Linked DNA regions of Homo sapiens: region 2 is linked to region 1. The links are chromatin contacts, found by Hi-C in ENCODE. All regions are on one chromosome and are shown on one strand. The core of a region is the stretch at or near the end of the contact, and the rest is flanking DNA. Distances in the headings are between cores, read along the strand shown.

Region 1 (4,209 bases), core at 1-2,500:
AACAGGTAGGACGAACCAGGAGCTTTTGGGTGTTGCTGAAAAACTGAACCCCTCCCGAGCCCAGCACCCTATATAAGATGTGTTTATTACAGGTCACTCTGGGTAGGCGAAGTCCCCAGCCAGAGCCCTCAGGCTTCACAGCAGGGGTGAACTGCAGAGTCGGGTTGGGAGAAACAAGCTGTTTAATCAAATTGCAAGGAAATCCCCAGGGGCCACAGAGAAGCCCAAGGTGACTTCGACTCTCCCAATCTCAGCAGCTCAGGAGAATGGTGATGACAAGGAGGTGGCCACCCTGGAGCCGAGCTGGAAGTGGAGGTGGCGAGAAAGCCTGGGTGAAGGGGAATCCCCTGATATTCTCCCTACCCCCACCGTTTATCCAGCTGAAGCCCTTAAACCAGCCTGAAGTACAGTCAAGGCCAATCCTGAAAGCGAAAAAGAGATCACCGCACCAGAAGCCAGAAGGGGTTAGGAGCAGGGGGAAGAGGCGAAAGGAGGAGGGGGGCTTTGAGTCCAGGGGTTAAGGGATACGGTCGCGCTGGATTTTATCAGTGTCAGTTTCCACAGGGGCGGGAGCTGGGGCACACCCTGCGCTGAGAACTGGAGCAGCTGAGCCTTTCATGCCAGCCCCAGCTTCCTCAACAGAGCAATGGAAGGGGCCTGGGGAGCCTGGATCCCCTTATCGCTAAGCATTTTACCCACTATCTTATTTATTTCTCACAACTCTAATAAATACGCGCTATTATTATTGTTGTTGTCCCCAAACTACAGATGAAGACACTGAGGCTCAGAGTTACGTGACTCACAGGGAGTAGATTCGAACTCAGGCCAGCCTGACTTCAGAGGCCACACCCTTAACCGCCTAGTCCTACAGCCAAAGCCACCGAGGAGCCTAGGCTCCGGGGCCGGGTGTCGAGTCCGCCCAGCCCCAGGCTCCCCAGTCCCTGCCGGGTCCCGCCAGGCGCGCCCGGGGTCTCCGGAGCCCTCGCCTTCCGGCGCCCACACCCGCTCACCCGCAGCTCCTCGGCGCGCTCCTCCGCCCGGCGGATGCGGTGCCCCCGGCAGCGACCGCCCAACCCCGCGCAGGCGGCGCACACGGGCCGTCGCTCGGAGCCGCAGAACCAGCTCAGAGCCTGGCCGTGTTCGGGGCAGAGTGGCCCCGGCCCGGGCCCGGACCCGGACCCCGGCCCCGGCTCCGCGCCCTCGGCGGACATGGCCGTGCGCCCGCCCCGTGCGCTCCACCTGTCGCAGGTGGCGGCGGGCGGGGCCTGGCTGACCCCGCCCCCGGCCCTCCCGGTGCGCCAGCGCGCCCCGCAGCTGCGCCTCCTCCCACCCAACCCGCGCTCCCATCCCGCCCGGGGCAGCAGGTCTCTTTAAATTCCTTGTTGAATGAAATCGCGATTGTATGCGTATTTGTTCTACAACAAACATAAAACTCCAAATATTACTGTGACCGTAGGAAACTTTATTGAGCACTTATTAAGTGCCAGGCTTTCGCTGAGAGCTTTGCAAGCGTTCTGTTATGTAATCCCGACCACTGCCCTTTTTGAGAGGCAGCTTTAGATGCCTAGCTTCAAGCAAGGCTCTGCTGAGAAACTGCCTGGTTCAAATCCCGTTTGGCTGCTCACTGGGTGGGAACTCCAGCTGTAAAATGGGGTGAGAGTACCTGCCTCCCAGACGTCTGAGGAGTAAATACGCTAAATACGTAAAACAATATCTGGAACATAGCAGCTGCAATCGCTAAGTGTCTACTAACAGTGCGAGGAAAGTACTATTAGGATCCCATTTTTATGGAAGTTAAGTGGCTTGCCAAGGGTCACAGTTACTAATTGGTAGCTATGAGATTGGAACCTAGGCAGTGTGACTTAAGGTTACTATAATTAATAATTTTTTAAATTGAACATTGAGGCCCAGTGAGAAATATCTGTATTAGGCTGATTTTCCCAAAGTATTTACATCCAAACTTTTTGAATTTGAATATTTGAGTTTTCTTTTTAAACTAGCATTGAAAAAAAGTAATGCCTTTTTATTTCGAAGAAAACAAAATATGCAAATAAGCATGTGGAAGAAAAATCCACCCACTCCCACCCCAGAAAGAAAAACTGCTAACATGTTCCTGAGCTGTTTAGGGCTTTTCCCACCCTCAGGATCTTATATATTAGTCTGAGCCCAGATTGAGCCCTCTGCTGGGGATCCAGTCTAGTCTGTCTGGGCATACAAGGAGAACGCTGCTCTCCAGCTCTAAATTCTTCTTCTTCTTTTTTTTTTTTATTTTTTTTTATTTTTTTGAGATAGGGTCTCACTGTGTCACCCTGGCTGGAGTGCAGTGGTGTAATCATAGCTCACTGCAGCCTCGACCTCCCCAGCTCAAGTGATCCTCCCACCTCAGCCTCCTGAGTAGCTGGGACTACAGGCACATGCCACCGTGCCCAGCTAAGTTTTGTATTTTTCGTAGAGACAGGGTTTTGCCATGTTGCCCAGGCTGATCTCAAACTCCTGGGCTCAAGCCATCTCCCCCCTTCAGCCTCCCAAAGTGCTGGGATTACAGGTGTGAGCCACCGCGCCCGGCCACCAACCCCAAATTCTTTCTTAGGAGTCTTGGCAGAAAGCTGGGCACTCTCTCAAAAGGGGAAGGGCCCAGGCCTTCAGGTGTCAGAGAGTACTCTGAGTGCATCAGAACTGAACACAGGCGGGAGCTAAACCGAAAGAGAAACATTACATCCCATAGCTCACAGGGGCTCTAGCACCTCTACTCTGAAGCTTCTCTAAGCAATGGCCACACAAAGGAGATAGAACCCTTTCCTTCTCAGCCACTACTGCTTTAGCACCTGAGGGGTAAGGGCAGCTAACAGCCCCAGAGCTACCCAGAGCGGTACACAGTGGTGTCATCATCCAATGGGGACACATTGTCACCCCAGATAGACAATATTACACCATATGATTAGAGAGAACACTGAGTGAAATATAGTCATTGGTTTCATCCCAGCTATGCAGCTTACAGCTATGGGATCTTGGTCAGGTTACTCACAGCTTCTGTGTCTGTTTTCTTATCTCTACAACAGAGGTGATAATAATACTATCATCTACCTTAGAGGGCTACTTCAAGAATGAAATGAGATCTTGTCTACAAAGTATTTACTTTGGGTGTCTGATATACAGTAGGGGATAATAAAAGGTTTTATTATATGTGTGAGGATCTGTAAATACAGTTGTAGCAGGTTTCAGAATGTAAATTGTGTGAGGTTCTTTGGCGACAGGGGTGCTGCTTTCCTGGCATCTAAAGAAGTTTCCAGTGCATCCCAGTGGGAGGGTGATGGCCTCATAACAGCATCTACACTCCTCTGGGGGTGGGGAGGGAAATAGGCCATGGTAATTAGAGATTGTGGTTAGAATTTTTTCCTTCTAAGGACTGGGGATGGGGAATTATTAAACCCTATGGTGAAAACAAAGAAAATAGGAGGTGCTTTTTGTGTGAAGGCTAAAAAGAAAAGAGGTTGTGTGGCCAGGAGCAGTGGCTCATGCCTGTAATCCCAGCACTTTGGAAGGCTGAGGCAGGCGGATCACTTGAGGAGTTCGAGACCAGTCTGGCCATCATGGTGAAACCCCGTCTCTACTAAAAGCACAAAAATTAGCCGGGCATGGTGGTGCACACCTGTAATCCTAGCTGCTGGGGAGGCTGAGGCATGAGAATCGCTTGAACCCAGGAGGTGGAGGTTGCAGTGAGCTGAGATCGCGCCACTGCACTCCAGCCTGGACAACAGAGCAACACTCTGTTTCAAAAAAAAAAAAAAAGAAAGAAAGAAAGAAAAGAAAAGAAAAGAAAGAAAAGAGGTTGTGGAGGGCAGGGGGAGGAACAAGGGTTAAAATCCTTAGGGAAAGGTGGGGGGGGGGGAGGGGGGCCTTCACTGGGTGTGGCCCTAGAGCAGTCATTGGCCCTACCAGGTCCAGGATCTGGAAAACAGCCCCTAAATCACCAGAATTACTTTCAGGTAGTGGCATCAGCAAATGCAAAGGGCTAAGGTAGGAGTAGATTTACTTTTATCAAGTCGGGTTCCTCTGTTTCACCACTTATGAGCCAAGTTGGACTGGAACTGGAGAATCGCCCTTTCCCTATCTGTTCATCAAGCCCTGCAGGACACATCTGGGATACTCATAAACTCCCCGGTTATAGCTCTTAAGCTTTATCAGGCTTCGGAATCGTTGGAGGACAGG
Region 2 (4,045 bases), core at 684-3,183, 240 kb after region 1:
TGGTTCCATCTGAGCAGAAGTGTGTGCCAGGGCTTCTCTTGGAGCACAAAGACAATGCTGCAGGGATGGCTTCTGGCCTGGAAACTCCCTTTTTGGAAAGTGACCTGTGGCTCCAGGTAGCTGTTCTGTGTGCGACGGTGCTGAATCTTGTCCTTGTCCTTGGTGGGACCCCCTGTGCTCAGGGTGGAGGAGCTCTCTGTGACCTCCCTGGACCAGGTAGCGCCACGGGAGATCCCCTTCAGGCACTCTTGCACACAGGTCTGCCCCGCCATCTGCAGGAAGCGTGCGGTGTTCCCGGCTCTCCTTAGACACTCTCAGCAGCTGAAGTCACTCCAAGCATCCAAGGGAGGCTTCTCCCTGCACCTCTGGGTCATGTGGTCAAGGCCAATGCAGGGCAGAGGAGTGACCGCTGGAAAAGAAGAGCCCAGATGAAGTGCAGTCACCTACCTGAGGCCGGGCTCCCCTGGAAGTCCCCATGAAGTAAGTCTAGGAAGAAACCACCAGAGGGCCCCTAGATACCCAGTGGGGAGGGAAAGGGCAGTGCGGCTCGTCTTCATGGAGCGATTGCTACAGTGCTGGGATTTCATCACGCCTGCTAGCTTCATTAGTTACTATTCCCATGAAAAAGTAACACAGTAATGCAACATTTTATTTTATTTTATTTTGTTAATTTTTTTTTTGGACGGAATCTTTCTGTGTTGCCCAGGCTGGAGTGCAGTGGCAAGATCTCGGCTCACTGCAACCTCCACCTCCCAGGTTCAAATAATTATCCTGCCTCAGCCTCCCCAGTAGCTGGGATTACAGGCACCCGCCACCATACCTGACCAATTTTTGTATTTTTAGTAGAGACGGGGTTTCACCAGGTTGGCCAGGCTGATCTTGAACCCCTGACCTCAGATGATCTGCCCGCCTTGCCCTCCAAAAGTGCTGAGATTACAGGCGTGAGGCACCATGCCCGGCCTTAATGCAACATTTTAAAAATCAAAATTCATGCTAAATATTCCATTGTGAGCAAAATATCCACATTTTAAATCAAGCCATGGTCAGATCCTGTAACTGCAACACTCTGAGAGTTGTACAAGCGTTGGGCACGATGGGAAACTAAATTTTGGCAAATTCCATTCAACCTATAAAGTTGTCACCAAAGAAAAGGAAAAGTACTCACTTGCGGAATGTTCCAGACAGCTCCCAGGCACACTGCACTGCCAGAGATGGGGGATCTGCTCCCCGAGGACTGGGGCTTTTCCAATGAAGGCCATTTTCCAGTTTCGTCTAAAAGCACAGAAGGACTTCGTGAAATGTTTGGCTTCTTCCTAAGGGAAGGAGGTGCCTACAGCGTTGCCATCACTGCTGCTGGCCACAGGAAGATGCGTACATATCGTCCCGCCCTAAGATCGTGTTTTGAAAGTGGGCGACTTTGGAAATTAACTGAGGCTGTAACCGCAGAGCTGACGGGATGGGGGAGCTGCTCTGATGAGTCTCCAGAGCGGCCCGGTGACCGCAGGAGCTCTGAGTCATCAAAGACCGGGGCCAGGGAGCCTGGAAGAGGAAGGGCCCGCTGCTCCCGGGCCACGCCGGGACACATGAGTTAGGGGCAAAATTTAATGCCGCAACAAAGCGACTCATTTTTTTGGAACTGAGGCTGTTCCAGAACTTCTTACTCACTCTCGGCGCCGCCCCCGCGCTTCCAGGCCCCGGACCCGCCGCAAACACCGCTGGGCTTGGACTCAAACCGCGGTCCGGTCCCACCCGGTCTGGTCCAGTCCCGTTGGAGGCGGCGGTTGGGCTCAGCGCCAGGCGCGCGCCCTCTGCTGGCCGTTGGGAAGCGGCGAGGGAAGCGCTGAGCTCGCGGCCGAGCGGTGGTCGCTCGCCCCCTCGCGGGCTCTCCCGGAATCGCTGACATTCTCCGTCCCTTGCTCTCTGCTCCTGGCTGGGGATGCTCCATTTACATGGATTGGAATAGACCTAAGCACCACAATTACAAAATCAGTTATACGGTAATCAAAGCCTCAAAACACCAGGTAACCCATGTTCTAAATCACTGTTTGGGAGACAGCCAAACAGGTGAGTCACCTGATGAGAAATACCTGCCCCAACCTCTTACATGAAAGAAAAATTTGTAATACAATCAAGCTACTGGTCACTGTTTATTTTTATAATACCTACCAGTTTTAACAAAATACCATTCTGAAGAAAGTGTCACAAGATAAGTTCAAACAGAAGAACAGCAAATGCCATTTTATATCATTGTAATAGATCAAAGAATATTACAAATAATATTCATTCAAGGAATACAAATTTTCTTCTCTCTAAACATTTTTGTAACTCATAATGTACAAGATATTGTCAAAATAATTCCATGATTTTGGTACTAATATTTGCCAACCGGGGCAAAAGAGTTGCGATTTCTTTTTGAGCTGGGCAAACCATCTGTATAATTGATTAGAAAGAGCCACAAGTTTAACTTCCTCTACAGTTTTCCTGTGGGAAACGTCACATGAAGGGAAATAAAACCATATTTTCATGTAATGTAATTTTTTTTAAGATGGGGTCTTGTTATGTTACCCAGGCTGGTCTCTAACTTTGGCCTCAAGGGATCCTTCCCCCTCAGCCTCTCACCTCTCTCACCTCCAGCCTCCCAAATGCTAGGATTACAGGCGTGATACATCGCGCCTGGTGGAAGAAGAGCACTTCAATTTCACCCCTAAAAACCTCCCAGGCAAAGACTGTATTTCTTTGCCTTCAGATGGGGGCAAATTTTTGGAAGAACCTTTAGACAGCGATTCCCAAACAGGGACAAAGTAGATTTCCTGCTTTCATCTTCCTGATAGTGATCAAGGCTGGAGGGTAGTAGTTTCTCCAGGAGATCTTATCTCACGCACCACCATGGCCCTCCATGTCCAGCTGGTTGAAGCCTGCAGAATGTGGTGGTGGGAACAGGAGTCTTGGGTCTTCTGGATTTTGAGACTATGTCCTGTTTCCCAAGAGAACTAGGAGCAGGTCTTTGTATTCAGGCCTGACTAAGAGGAGATACTATTCAGATATCTACTATTCAGGTATCTCAAATGCATGAAGATGTCCTTACTTTTAAGCCATGGCTCCAAGGCGTATCCCAGGAAAGGGAGCAGGCAAGGCTGGAGCAGAGCGTCCCCAGCCAGGAGCAGAGAGCAAGGGACGGAGAATGTCAGCGATTCCGGGAGAGCCCGCGAGGGGGCGAGCGACCACCGCTCGGCCGCGAGCTCAGCGCTTCCCTCGCCGCTTCCCAACGGCCAGCAGAGGGCGCGCGCCTGGCGCTGAGCCCAACCGCCGCCTCCAACGGGACTGGACCAGACCGGGTGGGACCGGACCGCGGTTTGAGTCCAAGCCCAGCGGTGTTTGCGGCGGGTCCGGGGCCTGGAAGCGCGGGGGCGGCGCCGAGAGTGAGTAAGAAGTTCTGGAACAGCCTCAGTTCCAAAAAAATGAGTCGCTTTGTTGCGGCATTAAATTTTGCCCCTAACTCATGTGTCCCGGCGTGGCCCGGGAGCAGCGGGCCCTTCCTCTTCCAGGCTCCCTGGCCCCGGTCTTTGATGACTCAGAGCTCCTGCGGTCACCGGGCCGCTCTGGAGACTCATCAGAGCAGCTCCCCCATCCCGTCAGCTCTGCGGTTACAGCCTCAGTTAATTTCCAAAGTCGCCCACTTTCAAAACACGATCTTAGGGCGGGACGATATGTACGCATCTTCCTGTGGCCAGCAGCAGTGATGGCAACGCTGTAGGCACCTCCTTCCCTTAGGAAGAAGCCAAACATTTCACGAAGTCCTTCTGTGCTTTTAGACGAAACTGGAAAATGGCCTTCATTGGAAAAGCCCCAGTCCTCGGGGAGCAGATCCCCCATCTCTGGCAGTGCAGTGTGCCTGGGAGCTGTCTGGAACATTCCGCAAGTGAGTACTTTTCCTTTTCTTTGGTGACAACTTTATAGGTTGAATGGAATTTGCCAAAATTTAGTTTCCCATCGTGCCCAACGCTTGTACAACTCTCAGAGTGTTGCAGTTACAGGATCTGACCAT

The links. Hi-C counts contacts between places; a loop is a spot of excess contacts on that map.
Region 2: a map of tibial artery shows a loop between it and region 1 (27-fold over the local background). The contact joins the promoter of FAM225A here to the promoter of BSPRY in region 1. A Hi-C loop is called at or near these places in 1 of 168 maps with a recorded cell type or tissue (tibial artery).

Annotation. Positions count from the first base shown.
Region 1 is chr9:113,346,582-113,350,790 of GRCh38, reverse strand. BSPRY (B-box and SPRY domain containing) reads right to left here and starts at 1,250. Exons shown (of 6, transcript NM_017688.3): 1 at 1,011-1,250. The coding sequence starts at 1,211. RefSeq lists silencers at 903-1,182, 1,213-1,282.
Region 2 is chr9:113,110,784-113,114,828 of GRCh38, reverse strand. It overlaps FAM225A (family with sequence similarity 225 member A), which reads right to left and starts at 1,933. Exons shown (of 3, transcript NR_024366.1): 1 at 1,666-1,933; 2 at 1,166-1,272; 3 at 1-409. It overlaps FAM225B (family with sequence similarity 225 member B), which reads left to right and starts at 3,152. Exons shown (of 3, transcript NR_024376.1): 1 at 3,152-3,419; 2 at 3,813-3,919.